2 separate regions of the Homo sapiens genome follow, and region 2 is linked to region 1. A link is a contact called in ENCODE Hi-C or POLR2A ChIA-PET data. All regions are on one chromosome and are shown on one strand. The core of a region is the stretch at or near the end of the contact, and the rest is flanking DNA. Distances in the headings are between cores, read along the strand shown. Region 1 has its middle 230 kb from the start of MIR4642. Region 2 overlaps LOC101929770 (a long non-coding RNA gene).

Evidence for each region. A loop is a pair of places that touch in the nucleus more often than their neighbours do. ChIA-PET counts read pairs that join two places held with the same protein, here RNA polymerase II (POLR2A). Pooled maps may share reads with other maps.
Region 2: a loop to region 1 is called in a map of PC-3, with 3 times the contacts of the local background. The contact joins two enhancer-like sites. A Hi-C loop is called at or near these places in 3 of 168 maps with a recorded cell type or tissue (PC-3, chondrocyte and endothelial cell of hepatic sinusoid), 1 of 37 single-sample maps with no recorded cell type and 3 of 50 pooled maps. POLR2A ChIA-PET finds 5 or more read pairs at or near these places in 2 of 52 experiments (PC-3 and T-cell).

The regions. Positions count from the first base shown.
Region 1 is chr6:44,658,195-44,663,203 of GRCh38, reverse strand. No RefSeq gene overlaps it. Among named protein-coding and RNA genes, the nearest start is that of MIR4642, 230 kb to the right of the region's middle. Within about 2 kb of position 1,828, at least 4 of the 41 ENCODE cell types and tissues checked have a DNase peak (open chromatin) inside an H3K27ac peak, as active enhancers do.
Region 2 is chr6:44,731,232-44,736,418 of GRCh38, reverse strand. The region is part of intron 1 of LOC101929770 (a long non-coding RNA gene); the gene reads right to left. Among named protein-coding and RNA genes, the nearest start is that of MIR4642, 300 kb to the right of the region's middle. RefSeq lists enhancers at 422-471, 712-801. Within about 2 kb of position 2,403, at least 3 of the 41 ENCODE cell types and tissues checked have a DNase peak (open chromatin) inside an H3K27ac peak, as active enhancers do.

The DNA of each region.
Region 1 (5,009 bases), core at 579-3,078:
TGACTGTGTGTCTTACTTTATGCCCAATTATTGGGTGAGGGCCTCGCCTGTCTTAAAAATTAAATTGCAGGGCTCTGAGCTGTTTTCCTTGACAAGCAGGAGTCTTGTTCTCTACCTTTGTCTCTGTGGTTTTTGTCCTCAACCGTTGGAATGGCAGGAATTTGGCTTTTGGACAAGCCATGGGGGCCGCTGCAAGGGCTGTGTGTGAATTGCCCCCTGTAGATCTGGGGAGTGTGGATGGACAGCACGCCAGCTGCAGACTCAAGAGCTTCCGGATTGTTTCAAGGGCTAATTTGATTAAGAATAACTTTAATTCCTGGAACCTGCTTTGAAAACTTGCATCTGTGTAAATGTCAAGTTTCTTAGTGTCAAATTGAAAACCACAAAAGGACAGATGTTTTGCTTAAGCTGGAGGACGACTAGCCCAGTTGGAAGAAGGACACACAGGGAGGCCAAATGGGGCCACCAGGACAGAGCCCGGGCCCGGGGAAGTGCTTCTCCTCTGATGCGTGACGTTTCCCGCAGGTGTGCCCTGTCTACAAGGCAGGTCAACACGAGGACCCAGCTGAAGGCAGTAGCGCACCCACTAGGAAAATACCTGTATTTGTGAGTGGCACGGGCACAGGAGCCACCTTGAGAAAAATGTGAACATTCCAACCACCCAGTTACAGGAAATACAGAGCTCACAGGAACATGTTAGATTGCACCACTGGCACACAAGGAGCAAAATCCAGCATAGGGGAACTCTGTGGGACTGCACAAACTCTATTTTCCTCAACTAATAAATTGCAAGGAAAAGAGAGAGGGGGTGGAACCTCTAGGTCAGGGTTCTCAACCTCAACACCCTTGTCATTGGGGCTGGATAATTTTTTGTTGTTAGGGGTCTCGGGGGCTGTCCTGAGCATGATAGGATGCTTAACAGCATCCCTGGCTTCTACCCACTAGATACACTCCCCACCAACCCAGTTTTGACAACCAAAATTGTCCCCAGACATTGTCAAGTTACCCCTTTAGGAGCAAAACTGCCCCTAGTTAAAAGCTCCTGCTGTAAATTCAAAGAGGCTTAGGAAACATACTGACCAATCACAATGTATGGACCTTATCTGGATACTGAAACAAATAGATAAACTGTTTAAAAATAAAAAAAGAAATATTTATGGGACAATTACAGAACTGTATACTTGATACTATTAAAGGGTTCATTGCTAATATTTTAGATATATAGTGGCATCATGAATATCTTTTTTAAATTCCCATTTAGAGACACATATTGAAACATATAAGCGAAATGATATCTGACATCTGCGCTTTGCTTCAAAATAACCCAGGGCAGGGGCAGGGAGTAAAACAAAGAAGAAACAAGATTGGTCATGAGTTAAAGATAATTGATGGGTCGTGGAGCTTGTTATACTAGTTTCTCTACTTTTGTATATATATTTTTTCACAAAAAATATGTTAAATGAAAGAAAAAGAATAAAAGAAGGGAAGGACTAGTTAGGACTCTGAAGCTGAAGATATTGTTTCTCCTCAAAGAATCGCTGTCACCTTCTCATCAGCTTTTCCCAATCTTCCCTTTAATCAGATCCCTCTGGAAGCCTGTGTCAGTGGTGTTCACCACTCTAAAAAGCTCAAGCTGTGCAAAGGAAAGTCACATTGGGCTGAATCCTTGTTGCATGAGAATTTTAATAGTTGATGTTATCTGCATGACCCATCTTGCCCAAGCAGTTCTCTCCCTAATGAGTTCTGGCAGTACAAGGTAGGCATTCCACAAATGGCTTTTGCATGCAGCCATCTGTGAGTGAATGAACTGGTGAATGGGCAGAGTTCAAGGTAGTCTGCTGGGCTGTGGGAGAGATGTGACTTAATAAGTAAGTCACGGTCCCTGCCCTAGAGGAGTTCACTGTCTACTGGGGGCTAGTTTAAACAATCAATGCGAAAATAATTCAGAACGAAGGAAATGCTAAGTAGACTCTAAGCAATGTGACATGGTGTGGCCAATTCCAAGCAACAAGGAGAGCCAAGTCTCAGCTCAAACCTTGGGGCCTGATCTCAGAAGGAGCAGCACCAATTCTTATGACATCCAGTTGCTTTTTACGATTCTTTCAGTTGTGAAGTCATAAAAGTTGTCCTACTCTAACAAATTCACCGGGGAGACTTGGCTGGCTACAAAGGAGAAAGTCTGTTTACATTAAAAAGGAAAAAAAAAAAAAAAGAAAAGAAAAACAGATGAACTACTGCAAGAAAACCAAAAATCAGAAAAAGCTGTCGGTGGCTTAATATGCTCTTTAGCGGCTTCAGAAGATCTGACTCATGCCTTTTCCTAATATGTCTTCCCATGTCAAAATCCACCACCTCAAAGGGAAGCAGAAGATGGTCTTACGGAGACCATGCTCTAGGCAGCTGCTTCTGAATGGTGCCAATGTGTTAGCTCACCGCCCGAAGTGCAAAGTCCTTTTAGGAAATTGATTTTCCTTGGATAAAGTCACTTCCCTCTCTGCACCTCAGTCTCTTCCACTGTAAGATGAAGCAGTTGGATGAGATCAAGCATGGCAAATTTGTGGCACACTTGCCACTCCTTACCACTCTGTGCTCAAGAAGACAGGCGTTGCTAATTGAGCTAAGCACCTTTCCACACCGAGCCCAGACATACCGGGCCTACTCAGTGGAGGATTCCAGTCACACGCAATCCATCAGAGGGAAATGATGCTTGCCTCAAACGTACTTGTCATCTCTGGCCTTCAATGTCCCAGAATTTTAAGTGAGTTTAAAAATCCCTGACCAAGAACACATCCACAGAGAGAAAACCCAAGCACACAATTACTTCACATCCAAAGGTTATGGAGAACTTCTACTTGCTGAGTGTCATGATGGGATTCAGGCAGAAGACAGAGAAGACAGGGCCCACTCACCCAGCTTCTTCCACAACTTAAGGGGCTTATGATTTGATTAGGGAGAGGAGACTTACAGGAAAACACAAGCCACAGCCTGACACCAGGGCCAGATCACGGACAGTCAGACCACAGCAAATGGAGGTGGAGGTGGCATGGAGTGGGCAGAGAATAGGAGACTTGAGCTGAGCCTTGACGGATGAGCAGAGTAGACAAAACAGCCAGAAAAGCCAAGGTCATTCGGAGCCAGGCCCCTGCCCTAAGCTCTCCCGCTGCTCTCCTGAGTGATAAGCGAGCCCCTTCTCCTTCTGGGCTGTGTTTTCTTTGCAATGGGCTCCATTCCTAACCCATTTTGCAGGTGATGCAATATCCATGGGGATGTTGGGTGGTGAGGCTGTCCTAACAGCATCCAATAATAGGAAAGGAAATTAAGCTTGAGAAATCCACACTCAAAGGCATCTTTTCTTCCCACAAAGGAAGTATCTGGAAGAAGTTTGCTGGTGTGTGAGCATTTTATCCATTTCCCCACACAGACTGAATTTAGCACAGAGGGTGGAAATGAAAGGATCGGGGAGTCCCTGATCTTAGCTGCATAAACTGTAAGAATTCTGTTTTCAAAGTGGCTACCCCAAAACTTTACGCCAGAAATAGAGCTGACCAAGGCAGAATCTGCAGGTGAAGAAGTCTGTTTTAGCTGTGTGTGTAGTGAGATAATGTAAGACCGTATAATGGTAAAAGGCACTGTTCAATATGTGTACAGGGAAATATACTTTTATCTGTTATTGATTTCTAAAGAGGAGTAATTTGAGAATGTGCCTCAGCCTAACTGTAGAGGGATGGATTGGAAGCCTATTTCATGTCTCTCCTGGGTCTGACCACAGGTCAGTCGGACAACAGACTGAAGGCATGTCCTCTCTCCACAGTGGCCAGGCTTTGGCTCAAGGTGGAATACAGTCCCTGGACTGGGAGCCCAAGACCAATTACCCAATCGGTCAGACCTTGCCGCCACTGTGTGCCCAGTTTTCTGTCCCTTTGCATGATACAGATTACAAAGGATGGCAGTCAGGTGGGATTTGAGGTGTGCCCTTGTGGCAGAGGAAGCAGCTATTTGTCTGTTTAGGGTCCAAAATGGGGGCTGGGGGAGCTGGAGGGGGGCAGATGACTCTGAAGCTTAGAAACTCATCTGGTCTTTTCTGACTCTGTTACTTTTTATCCATAAATGTCCCCTAAGAGAACACAGAAAGGAGATTTGATTCTATTCTGCTTGCCCTCACCATGCTTCAAATCACAGTAGTCCGAACCAATGAAACTCCCAGAAGACATCTAGCCCAACACCGCCCCATGTCCCCATTTCTTCTATTTTGATGTTTTTAATCAGCAATTGTCTGAGAAGTCCACTTGACAGGTTTGTTGGAATTGTGTCAATTAAAAATAAACAGCTTGGAAGTGGAAACTACCCAAAATATCTATGAACAGTCCAATGGATATATAAATTGTGGTGTCATCAGATGTTGGAATACTATACAGCAATGGAAAATGAGCAAACTGCAATCAGACATAATGGTAGGAAAGAAGGTAAAAGTAATCCATGATACAGAAGTTAGGAGAGTGGTTCTCTGGGGGAAATAGGGCTAGGAGGTAGTATGGTGGAGTTTCTGGGTGCATGTAATGCTCTATTTCTTGATTTAGGCAGTAGTTACTTGGATGTGTTCTGTTTACAGAAATTTGTCCAACTGTAGTGTTTGTGTACTTTATACATATTATATACCAATAAAAGAGTTAAAAATCTATATTTTACTTATGTCTTGTATGATTCCATTTGTATGAAATATCCAGAAGAGGTAAATTCATAGAGACAGAAATAGACTGGCAGTTGCCAGGGGCTGGGTGGACAGGAGAAAGGAGAGTGACTGCTTAAGGAGTACAAGGTTTCCTTTTGGGTAGAACTAGGTAGAGGTGATGGTTACATGACATTATGAGTGCACTAAATGCCATTGAATTGTTCACTTTAAATTAGTTAATGGTCAATTTTATGCTATGTGAATTGTACCTCAAAAAAAAATTCTATCTAGGATGGTCACCTTTTAAGGGCCATCTTTTTTTTTTTTTTTTTTTTTTTTT
Region 2 (5,187 bases), core at 1,154-3,653, 73 kb before region 1:
TTACATTCCCACCAGTGGAAAGGTTCTGAGAATCCTCAGACAGATAGATAGTGGTAGGGGATGCATCTGATGGTTTTGTTTGAGTCAGGGTTAGGGGAGGCTGAGCTGGAGCTACTACCTGGTGCTCTCGTGGCACCCAAGTCCTCCGCCATTCCTAGAGCCCAGAACCGTGTGCGGCTCAGAGCAGGTCCTCAGAATTGAGGTGTAAAGGAAGCAGTGAAGACTAGGAAGATGGTCACAATGATGATCCTGGGTCGCAGAGTCCTGAGACACCACAGTCACACCGTGAAAGTCAAGGCTGAGACCTGAGACTACACAGGCTTCCCCACTCGGGCTCCTGCAGATAGCAGGCTGGGAGCTGCACTCCTTTGCAGATACCATTACTGGAGATAGGACTGCAACATGAAATGATGAAAATGTAAAACATCAGGGAACATGCTGTAAATCACTTATTTGCAACCTGCTGCCTCCCAGACATGCCCGATCGGAGTGAGATGCTGCAGCAGCTCGGGATTTCCACATGGCCTAGACCAGGTTTTCCTTCAGGTGCCAAGACCCTGACCTAAGAACTGAAACCATGTGGGGAAAACACCTTGGGGGCCTGACTCATCCTGTCCTCCAGCCGAAAGCATCGTCCCTGAGTCTTCTCCTGGCATCGAGCCCACCAGCCCCAGGCCTTGGGAAAACCCCTTTGCCCCTCCATGCCTGTGTTTTCCCAATTTGAGAAATGATGATGCCTTGGCTTGAACAGCCTCCCAGGCTCCCCAGCAGATTCCAGATGTATCTTTGATTCGTGGAATTTACCCATAGTCTTGGCTCTCCTCATCTGGTCTCAGTGAAAAAAAATCAAGAAACAAAGAAAAGAAGTGGCCAGTTCCACAAGGCCCTATGAACAGGCTTCTCAGGGCCAGTGTCAGCAGCAAGGCTCCTGAGGCCAGGGGTCCTGCCATCCACCTGCACTGGCCCAGATGGGAAAAGGGGCTGCTCAGGAATGTGTAGGGTTTCAAGCACAACTGGCATTCCTTCAAGTGTGCAGTATGAGGTATGGCCCCTTAGAAGCAAAACCCACACTGAAAATCAAACTAAGAGAGAAAGTGAAATGATGGGCTGTCTGCCTGCTTTCCCAAGCACTCCCCTCAGGACACCTTTAAATGCTTTAAGTGGAACTGTGTCTCTGCACACTTTTGCAGTTTCATGTATACTGTCTGAAGCAGAGGTTAATGTATATAGCCTTGTTGCAACTGGGTGGACTTTCTCAGTTCCCTGGTTGCTTGGCCACCAAAGCAAGCCCCGAGCAGGAGGGTGGAGGGCAGTAAGAGAAAGAGCATGGGATTTGGGGTCTCAGAGGATCTGCAAACCACAGCTGAGCTGTGGCTAACACCAGCGCCAGTGATGGAGGAGCTATAAATCTTGTGTGCCCTCCAGCGAGCCCTTCTCACCTCTGGGCCTCAGTTTCCTCCTTTCAACAGTGAGAACATCAGACCAGATGACCCTCCGGGTTGCTCCAATGTTCTAGGCAGTGGACCTTCATGGAGCAACTGAATATTCATGAAGTTGTGAGCAGGCCAGTCCTAGCCAGAGCCAAGCAGATGCACTAGCAAGACCCCCTCCCACCCATTAAAGAGTAATGATGGTGTGTCACAGTCCATCGGCTGAGTAGGCCACTCAATTCTCCATCTCATCTACCTTCTTTGATCTGAAGGTCACACAAATGGTTCCCCTTTAAGTGCATGGAGAATACTGTCCTGCCATAGGAACAGCATTTAACAAAGCTGGGGGCCCGAGGTGCCCAAAACCATCATCATAATAAAGTAAAAGATCAATGTATCCAACAATGCCACCCCTGTTTGCCAAATTTATCAGCCACAACAGCTTTGCTGTGAGGTGAAATGTTGGGGGCTGGGTTGGGGAAATCAGTCGCCTTTCCTTACTATGCAGCAGTTTAGCCATAATTCTTCTTCAGATTTACTTCCTGTAGCAGTCTTGTCTCCTCAGATTCTCATTTCTTAGAATCCTTTCATGATTATCCCATAGTGCCTAGAACAGGGCTGGGCACACAGTGGGTACTTAATAAGTATATATGGATCTGTTTTCAGGCGTGTCCAGGAAAAGAAGACTAGTATTTCAGTTACCTGTGGCTGCAGAACAAACTACCAATTTAGTGGCTTATAACAACGATTTATGATTTCTCATGAATCTGTGTTGACTGGATTCAGCTGGGTGGTTTGGCAGGGCTCATTTAGCAGCTGCTTTCATCTGGAAGCTTGTTTGAAGCTGGAATGTCCAAGATGGCCTCTTATCCTCCAGAGCTTCTCTCCCATGTCCCTGCATTATCCACTGGCCTAGTCTGGACTTCCTTTTAGCAGCAGGGTGGCTGGGTTCCAAGAGGAACTGTTCTAAGAAGACAAGCCTAGTGCGCAAGCACTCATAAAGCCACGGCTTGGATCATGCTTGTTAATATCCTTTTGGCCAAAGAAAGCCACATGGCAAACTCCAGAGTCAATGCAGGAGCGACCACACAAAAGTGTGACTTCTAAGAGACATAGTTCATTGAATGCCACAAAGCAATGACCTACCACAGCTGGTGAATCCCCTCTGCCCCCTTCGATGGGGATAGAGCCATGATACCCTGAGCCATCCTCTACCCTCCCAGAAAAGTAGAAGACAGGACAGGTTTCTCAGTGGAAAACCATCCTCCAGAGCATGTGAGGAAGTCAAGTCACCCACTGCCAAGTTAGGGAGGGAAGGTTCCTTGAGTCCCATCATGGTCATGCTCAAAATCTAGCAAAAGCTGGACTGTCTTTTCAGATCCTGGGGGACAAGTGGAACCTGTCACTTGCATTCATTCACTGAATATAGTACCTGAGCACTACCATCATGGAGCACTTGGGATCAAGGTGTATCAAGGGAACCTCTGCTACCAATAGCAGGAGAGGAACACATGCATTTCCACGCATGTCCTTGTTGGCCATGGGGATTGTCTTTTTCCACTGGGGAGTAATAATGTGGTGCAGTGGTTAATTGCATGGACCCTGTTGGCAGATGGCTTGGCTTCAGATTCTAGCTCTGCCACATACCAACTCTGCTGACCTGGGCAACCTGCCCAGCCCTCCTGAGCTATGGTTCCCGTGTCTAAATTCTCGTGAGGGTTAAATCACTTAATCCATGAAAAGCACTCAGAACAGAGGTTGGCATAAAATAAGCACCAGGCAAGCATTTGCTAATATTATTCATGAGTAACCCTTACATAAAGAATTCTTTTTTCAAATTACAAACCTAATATATACTCGATGTAAAAACAAACCAACCTTGCAATATCTGAAAAAAGAAAAAAGGGAAAACCCACTCACACAATTCCTCAACCCGAAAAGAATCCTCTTCACCTCCTGGCATGCACACTTAGTGTTTTCCTATGAAATATGTACACATAGCCATTCTTTTCATTACAAAAAATTGTCATACTGTTTGTAGCCTGCCAGTTAAAATGTAATAATATGTCAAAAATGTTGGCCATAAATATTAATCTACAATTTGATTTTACTATCAGCATGTATTTAATGATGTAATCTATCCTTTCCTGTGGGATATTTATATGATCTGTGATTTTTCACAAATAGAAGTAATGCTGTGATACATATCCTCATACGCATCCCTCATTATGTCTTCAGAATAAGTTCCTAGAAGAGGAAAATGCTGGGTTTGAATGGAATGCCTACCTGCAGGGTTGATTCAGATGCTGCTGTCCTGGCCTGGAGAGAATGAGTGTGCCTGGAAGGCATAGTAGGAGAGGAACATGTACCTGTCCTCCATGTCCTTGTCGGCCATGGGGATTGTTTTTTCTCACTAGGGAGTTATAGTATCAGCCTCTAGGCCAGGAACATTCTGCTGTGGTGTGGCTTCTCCTCTGCCGCAAGTAAGGCCAGAGCCGCCTTTAGAGCCTGTGGAGGCCAAAGCAACTCCATCTTGGAAGCTACCCACCATGTTGACTTCTGATTATCCGCAGTTCTGGGACGGCCTCTAAGATTTCCAGCATATCCATTGTTCCTTGTGTAAGAGCAAGTACTTACTATAAATCCTGCCCTTAGGTCAACCTTGATGTTATCATACTTCAACTGTCCTACACTTCCCTTCTGAACCACCCCTCCCCTGTGGTATATAAGCCCTGGGTCTGGAGGGTAATGGCACGTGGATCCACCATCTCCTCTCACTGCCACCTGAGACATAAACATGGTTTGTTTTCTTAAGTCTCTATTAAATGTTTCTAAGAAACTGGATTTGTCAGCCTCTTTCTTCAGCCTCTCAGCTTCTTCAGACTTTGGGGGTGGGATTGCATAGACCTGCCCATTGTAAACAGAGCCCCAGTTGCCTTCTGCCTGCCTGTAACCACTAACTGCCCCAGGTTTCCACCTAGTCCTCCTGCACCACTCTCTACACACAGAGTTTCAGTGTCCCAAAGAGAGACTTTGGCAGTAAACAGACATGCTTCAATATCCCTTTAGCAGGTGACCCCAATCCACGTATCCCTCTCGGATGCCCAACTCCAACCTGGACCTGTATTTCTGCCGGACTGTTCCACGGGATCCTCAAATTTAGCCCGGCCTAACCCACTCTTCTTGTCTGCTTTCCCATCACCTGTTCCAGCAAGCTATTTGAGCAGGTGTCCCGGCTTCAGGGGTCAGGCAGCATGGGTTTAATTCTGGCTCTGCATTTACCAGCTGGGTGATTGTGGGCAAATGACTCAACCCCCTTGAGCTGTAGTTTTTCTTAACTGCAAATTGAGGACTTTAATATGAGCCTCTCAGGGTTCTGAGGATTCAGTGGGGTGACAGCAGGTCTTACAGAGTAAATGTCTAATAAATGATAACAAGAGCAATACTGATATTATTTTTATTCTTACTACCCACTGCTCCAACTGAAAACCTCATAGTCATTCTTCCTTCTTCAAGTGTCTCTTCTCTTCCACAAAGCCAGGAAGTAAACCTTACAAATGGCCCCTGAACCCCTGCTGCTGCCCTGCTGCTGGCACACATGCATTAAGTGGTCTCCTTACCCCCTCGCCATCCTGTGGACAGCACATAGCAGATGCCCGGAAAGTTGCTTGTGTGAAAAGTACAGTGGTTCCCAGCAGATCACTTCCTTTCTCTGGACTCTGCTTCCTCATCTGTAAAACCATCTCCAAGGGCCCTT